2 separate regions of the Homo sapiens genome follow, and region 2 is linked to region 1. Evidence: chromatin contacts called from ENCODE Hi-C or POLR2A ChIA-PET data. All regions are on one chromosome and are shown on one strand. Each heading gives the region's core, a stretch centred on a gene start or an enhancer-like site at or near the end of the contact. The rest is flanking DNA. Distances are from core to core; before and after follow the strand shown. Region 1 holds the start of TEX54 (testis expressed 54). Region 2 holds the start of TM7SF2 (transmembrane 7 superfamily member 2).

Region 1 (3,015 bases), core at 1-2,500:
TCCTCACCTGCGAAATGGAAATATTAGTAGAAGCTCCAGTCTCAGGGTTTTGTTGCAGATTAAATGTTGAAATGGAAAGTGATTGGAACAGGAAACAATGAATGGTTGGTTATTGGCCAGCCAGTTATCACGGATGCTTCCCCCCTTCTCTAGGGCGTCTACTGGGCTGTCTGAAGGGGCTGGCAGGCAGTGTGCGTGGGTTGCAGTGCCACCCTTCAAAGCCTCTACTAGCCTCCTGTGGCTTGGACAGAGTCTTGAGGATACACAGGATCCAGAATCCACGGGGTCTGGAGCATAAGGTAAGTTGTCTCTCCCACCTCCAACTCATGGTCTTGTGGAGGCCCCGCCTCCTGTGCCCTCCGTTCATGTTTCTGTCTCAGCATGCCTGGCTCCTTAAGGTCCCTCATCTTTTGCAGGTTTATCTCAAGTCTCAATTGAACTGCCTCCTCTTGTCAGGCAGGGACAACTGGGAGGTGAGCAGTTGGGCCCGGGAATGTGGGAGCCAAGGGCATAGATGTGAGGACCTCCCTATGGAGAGGAAAAGGAGGCAGCTGGAATGCAGACTTGGGACTATCTGTTTACCTGCCTGGTCACTTAATTTCTCTGAGAGGCATTAACAGTTAAAATCCTGAGAGGGTTATTGCCAACAGCATGGATGGGGTTGCTTTCTAGGAGCAGGGAATAAAGGTGGTGGTACCCAGAGGGATTCTTTCTCAGCCAGGGTCTCCTTCCCTGTGGGTTTGTCCCTGTGCCCCTGACTACTTTTCTTTTTTTTTTTTTTTTTTTTTTTTTTTAAACTTCTTTTTGTGGAGATGGGGTCTCCTTATGTTGCCCAGTCTGGTCGCTAAGTCCTGGGCTCAAGCAATCCTCCTGCCTTGGTCTCCCAAAGTGCTGAGATTACAGGTGGGAGCCACCGTGCCCGGCCCCCCTGACTCCTAAGCTTTCTTCCCACTCACCAGGATGAGCCCCAAGAGCCTCAAGAACCCAACAAGGTGCCCCTAGAAGACACAGAGACAGATGAACTTTGGGCATCCTTGGAGGCAGCTGCCAAGCGGAAGCTCTCGGGTTTGGAGCAGCCCCAAGGAGCTCTCCAAACGAGACGGAGAAAGAAGAAGCGGCCTGGGTCCACCAGCCCCTGACGCCCCTGTGCCCACTTTGTAAATAAACTGCTGAACACCCACCATGACCCTGAGCCTTTTGTGATGGGAGAAAGGAATGAGGGGTAGCTTGGGGTGGGGGCTGCCTGAGCTGGGGCGACGGGATATCTGATGTCACAAAAGCCGGGCCTGGAGGCAGGCAGGCTGGCGTGGGTGGCACGGAGTCCAGGGCCACGCGGGGCCATGGGCTGCTGCCAAGACAAGGACTTTGAGATGTCTGATGAGCAGTCCAAGGAGGAAGAGTCTGAGGACGGCAGGGAAGATGAGACCACAGACACACAAAGAGGGCCCAGGGAGTGTGAGAGGGGGCTTCCCGAGGGTAGGGGTGAGCTCAGAGGCCTCGTCGTCCCCTCAGGCGCCGAAGATATCGACTTGAACTCCCCGGACCATCCGAATCACAAGTCGAACGAAAGCCTTCTGATTACCGTGCTGTGGCGGCGACTATCCACGTTCGGTCGTCGGGGCTCCTCGCGGCCAAGCAAGAGGCAACCAGACCAGATTCGGAAGCAGGAGAGTCCGATCCGAGAAGGCAACCAGGAGGAGCCGGAGAAGGGATGACCCCAGACCTGCTCTCAGTCCGCCCCAACCTCCAGAGAATAAAATTTCTAACGTATACCTGCACGACCACTCTGGGGGACTGGGCGCGGACACCACCGGGCAGCTGGTTCTTTAAGGCTCCTTCCCGGAGGCGGGCCCAGCCCCCTGAGCGCCTGCTGTAGTACTCTGGGGCGGGGTCACGGTGGCGCCTTAGCCAATGGGAGGGCGGGATCGCTCTTGCGTTTGGGTGTGGGGCGTGTCTTTCGGGTCGCTGGGCTTGAAACGCGTGGGACCGCCCCCTCGTCACTGGGGGTGGGGTTACGTGTAGGTGACGTGGCCGCTTCCAGTCTTTGGTCGGGTTTCGGCGGCTTCAGTGCTCGGGGAGGAGGCAGTGACGGCCGGTGAGATTGGAAGTGGCGGCGGCGGCAGGCGGCAGAGGGGAGGTAAGATTCGCTTTAAGAGGGGATCTGGCCGCCGTGTCAGCTCTGGGGCAGTGGTTTTACGGGGGCGACGACTGGCGGGGGGAAGGGAATCAGGGGCGAGCGGGCAAGTCCTGCCGGCCCGGCTCCGGGTGAGCGAATTCCTTGCCGTCCAATCAGGAAAGCCTCTGTTGAGAGAGACGTCGGCCTTAGCTAATGAGTGGTTGAAGTCTTCCAGAAGGCGGACCTTGGGCGGGGGGTGGGACTTCCTGTTTCAAATAAACACCCAGAGGTTTTCCCCCTCCGCCCACCGAAGTGTGTCAGTCTTTGGAGGTCCGTCACTGGCCCTCCCGGAGGGGCCGAAGGAAACCGCGGAAACGAAAGGGCTGGGTTAGGGCCCGGGGCAGTTACACGGGCCGGGCCGGAGTCTCAGGACCACGGGGTTGGCTCTGGCCCTGTCTCTGCTTCAGGGTCCCCGGCCCGCGCTCTGGCCGCCAGAGCCAAGTTGGAAGAAGAGTCTGAAGCGGGTTCGACTTGGGACAGGGGAAAAGCGGGGCCCTTTCCGCTGCTGGTCCGCCCCAGGATTTGCGAGCGTCCTGGGCGCGAAAGTCCACGAGAAGTGCAGAAGGGGCTCGGGGATTTGTTGATTGGGGTGGGGCGGGGGAGTTTGGGTAAAGAAGTTGCCTGGGGAATGACACTCTCCCCTCCACAACAGTCCGAGGTTATGCGTCTCAATGATCCCGCGGAAACGCTACGGGTCTAAGAACACGGATCAGGGTGTCTACCTGGGTCTCTCAAAGACACAGGTCCTGTCCCCTGCAACTGCTGGCAGTAGCAGCAGCGACATCGCCCCTCTGCCCCCCCCAGTGACCCTCGTCCCTCCCCCTCCCGACACCATGTCC
Region 2 (3,195 bases), core at 99-2,598, 2.3 Mb before region 1:
CTGAACCACAGCGCACAGTGAGCCCTGGGGCTGCGCGCCTCCACATCCCCACCCCGCAAACACACGCAGAGCCCAAAACTCAGGGGGGCCACAGACCCTGCCCCAAGCATTAGGCTGCCACCCTGGCCTTCAGAGGATCACCCCAGCCACTGCTGTGGTGCACGGAGTAGCAGTAAATGGGGTAAGGCTGTGGGGACGAGGGGCATAGGGAGAGCCCCCGGCGTCTGTCCTGGGCGTAACAGAGGCACACAAAGGAGCCTGGGGTGGGGGCCAATCTCCGTGGACCTCCCCGCTAGGCCTGGAGCTCCACCCCCGGCCGCTTAACTCCAGCGCGAGGGCCCGTCCCCTAGGCACCGTTAATAGGATAGCGCAGGCGACTCTTGTCCTTCAATTCCTGCCCCTCGGCCACCTGCGGGTCCAAGGGGGCTCTGATAAGGCCCGGGGCGTCCTTTCCCTCGCCGAGCCCATTCGCTTCCCTCCCCCGAGCGTCCGCGAGCGGGGCCCGCACCTTGCGCGCCGGCAGTAGGTAGAGCGCCGCCTGCAGGCCGAGCCAGGCGAGCCACAGCAGCAGCGCCCGTGGGCTCCACAGCACCTCCAGCCCCGGCAGGGACGCGGGTGGACCCAGCAGGCGCGCGGGGCCCGAACGGGCCGCCAGGAGCAGGTGGAACATGGTGGCGGGCAGCAGCAGTAGCAGAGCCGCGGCGCCTGCGGGAAGGGCCATCACGTCGGGCGTCCGCCCCTAGCCCCCCAGCTCCCCGCCGGCCCGCACGGGCGCCCTGACGTCTCTGCGGGACCCTCTCGGCATTCCCAGAGTGCGCCTCCGCACCCCGTCCTCAGCCCTCGGCCCCCAGGCACCCCGCTGCCTCCCAGTTCCCTTCCCAGGCGTCCATCTTAGTCCCCCGCCCCCAGGCCCCTCGAAGACCCTCCTCCTGCTCCCAGTCGACACCATAAATCCCCGTTCTGCAGCCCCCAGAACCGGCCCCTCCTCAGCTCTCCCTCTCCAGACACCCTTCGCTGCAAACCCCCGGGTCCCTCTGCCTCCGACACCCCCAAAGCCTTCCATCCTCAGATCTCGCCCCCGCTCTTAGTTCACCCGCTCCAGCTCTCCTTCGCTTAGCCTTTGCCCCAGGTCCCATCTCTCTGCCCCATTACCCAGGGGCCCTCCGAATTCCAGCGGGGCCCGGGGGCCCTGAGTGGGGGCCATGGTCTCCGCTCCGCCGGAGAGAGAGGGCGCTCACAATAGTCAGTCAAGGAAACACTGTCCGCCCCATTTCCCAGGAGATGGACTCGGCCGCGCGGAGGATCCGGCCCCGCGGCGCCTGCACCTGCCTGGACACGGAACGCAGACAAGGACCGCTCTCGTCCCAGGGTTTTTAAGTGGAACCGCCCCCTGCCCATGCTGGGCCCAGCACACCAGCCAATCGGCGCTCGGGGGCGGACCCGACGCGGGCGCCTCAGAAGCCTCAGCTTCAAAACCCCGCCCCCGGAAAGGCCCGCCCAGCAAGCGAGAGGAGGAGGCCACACATGTTTATTAGGCCGGTCCTGACACCTGCCTGCGGGGAAGGACCACCGAGACCAGATCCTGGGTGCCATGGGGTGCAGGGACAGACCGGTGCATGGCAGCGGCTGCGCCTAGCCGCGCTCGCAGATGACCTCAACCACACTGGGCTCCATGGGCACAGGGTCTGGGCAGCGCAGGGCAGCAGAGGCCACCACTTCGTCCAGCAGCAAGTGCACGAGTTCTTCGTCGGCCACAAAACGCCACAGGTAGAGCTGCAGAAAGTGGCAGTCCACTTGCACCTGCTGCAGCCCGAAGCGCCCAAAGGTGCGCAGCCGCACACACTCCAGCAGCGTCTTCAGGCTGATCTTGATGATGCCGGTCAGCACCGACACCTGCAGGCAGGGACACAGGGATGCAGCTTGGGGACTGCAGGTGTGTGTGGGGGACACCCAAGTTCCAAGCAGGGGCCCGGGAGACATACGATGGAAGTAGCTGGGATGAGGCAGAAAGTCTCCGGGGCCAGATAAGAAGGGAGGGATACAATATTAGCGCCGTCATCTGGAGGGCAGGGGACAGGTAGGGCCCAGCAATCAGAGGCATCCCTGAGCTTGGAGTGAGGCGGGGCAGGGACCATGGGTGAACAGAAAACCCTGGGGAGGACCCAAGACTACTGTGGGGATAAGGACAAGGGCAAACAGTAATCCCAGGTCAGCACCCAGACTCAGGCTGGGCATACACCAAGACTGGGACAAGGGCTGTGGGATTTGGAGGCAGGGCACTCTGTACTACCTAAAAACAGCCCTAGAGACAGAGACTGGAGGGTCAGGGTCACCCCCAGTTGGTCACAGAGTCCTGGGGCTCCTTGGGCAGGTGTGGGGCTGCTCCAGCCAACCCTCCCCGGGATCCCTGGAAGTCTGAGTCACGTTGGAAGTCGGACCTTGTTGAACTCCACAGGGCTGAACACATCAATACGTTCAGAGAATAGCTTCTGGATATTGCTCAAGAGGTTGGTGTCCATCGGGGCACTGGATTGGGGAAGACAAGGAATCAGAGCCCGCCCTGCACCCTCGCCCTCTTTTGTCCCTTCCCCCTGGGGCTCCCCTGACCAGCCAGACCTGGGGGTATAGCTGGGGGCGTAGCGGCCCTGCTGCCGAGAGCTGCTGTACACGGAGAAAGTCCTCTTGCTGGAGTCGCTGCTCTGGGCCTTGCGAACACCCTCTTCGTACAGGAGCCCCACCTGGTGGTAAAAAGAGGTACTGCAAGGAGGCCCGAGTCAGGGGAAACCACCAGCCCATCGGTGCTGAGGATGCCCTAAGTCAGCTACTCAAGCATCACAAGGATCACAGGGTAATCACCGCGGGGCCCGCTATTTAGTAGGTACATGGTCGCTATTTATAGAACCAGTGGAGTGGGGCAAAGGCAGGATACAAGAGTTGGTCTGAGGTCTAATCTTCAGCACCAGCACCAACCCTGCCCTGACTTCCTGGGTAACCCTGAGCCTCTGCTTCTCCACAGGTAAAATAGGGGCGAAGATGTCATAATCCTGGGCTGAGAAGGAACAAGACCGTGGACATAGGCACTCCCCAGCCCGTTTGGTCTTCATCCTTGGAGACTTGTTCCCCTGGGGTTCCCTCACGGACGCCCTGGCTACAGAACTGGCCCCGTGAGAAGCCCAGATACACATGTCCCCTCCT

Evidence for each region. Hi-C counts contacts between places; a loop is a spot of excess contacts on that map. ChIA-PET counts read pairs that join two places held with the same protein, here RNA polymerase II (POLR2A). Pooled maps may share reads with other maps.
Region 2: a loop to region 1 is called in a pooled map, with 3 times the contacts of the local background. The contact joins the promoter of TM7SF2 here to the promoter of TEX54 in region 1. A Hi-C loop is called at or near these places in 5 of 50 pooled maps. POLR2A ChIA-PET finds 5 or more read pairs at or near these places in 2 of 52 experiments (CD4-positive, alpha-beta T cell and naive thymus-derived CD4-positive, alpha-beta T cell).

What each region holds. Positions count from the first base shown.
Region 1 is chr11:62,831,076-62,834,090 of GRCh38, reverse strand. TEX54 (testis expressed 54) reads left to right here and starts at 1,250. Exons shown (of 1, transcript NM_001395459.1): 1 at 1,250-1,770. The coding sequence starts at 1,341. The coding sequence ends at 1,715. STX5 (syntaxin 5) reads left to right here and starts at 2,040. Exons shown (of 11, transcript NM_003164.5): 1 at 2,040-2,137; 2 at 2,829-3,015. The coding sequence starts at 2,848. It overlaps WDR74 (WD repeat domain 74), which reads left to right. Exons shown (of 11, transcript NM_001369450.1): 9 at 154-299; 10 at 417-473; 11 at 960-1,180. The coding sequence ends at 1,139. STX5-DT (STX5 divergent transcript) reads right to left here and starts at 1,857. Exons shown (of 2, transcript NR_135084.1): 1 at 1,774-1,857; 2 at 48-528. RefSeq lists enhancers at 1,530-1,579, 1,600-1,669, 2,040-2,129.
Region 2 is chr11:65,110,025-65,113,219 of GRCh38, reverse strand. TM7SF2 (transmembrane 7 superfamily member 2) reads right to left here and starts at 1,348. Exons shown (of 10, transcript NM_003273.6): 1 at 1,153-1,348; 2 at 509-705; 3 at 355-409. The coding sequence starts at 1,204. VPS51 (VPS51 subunit of GARP complex) reads right to left here. Exons shown (of 10, transcript NM_013265.4): 8 at 2,617-2,738; 9 at 2,439-2,526; 10 at 1,358-1,893. The coding sequence ends at 1,633. RefSeq lists silencers at 537-966, 2,232-2,407 and enhancers at 1,097-1,146, 1,217-1,326, 1,249-1,543, 1,240-2,165, 2,166-3,093.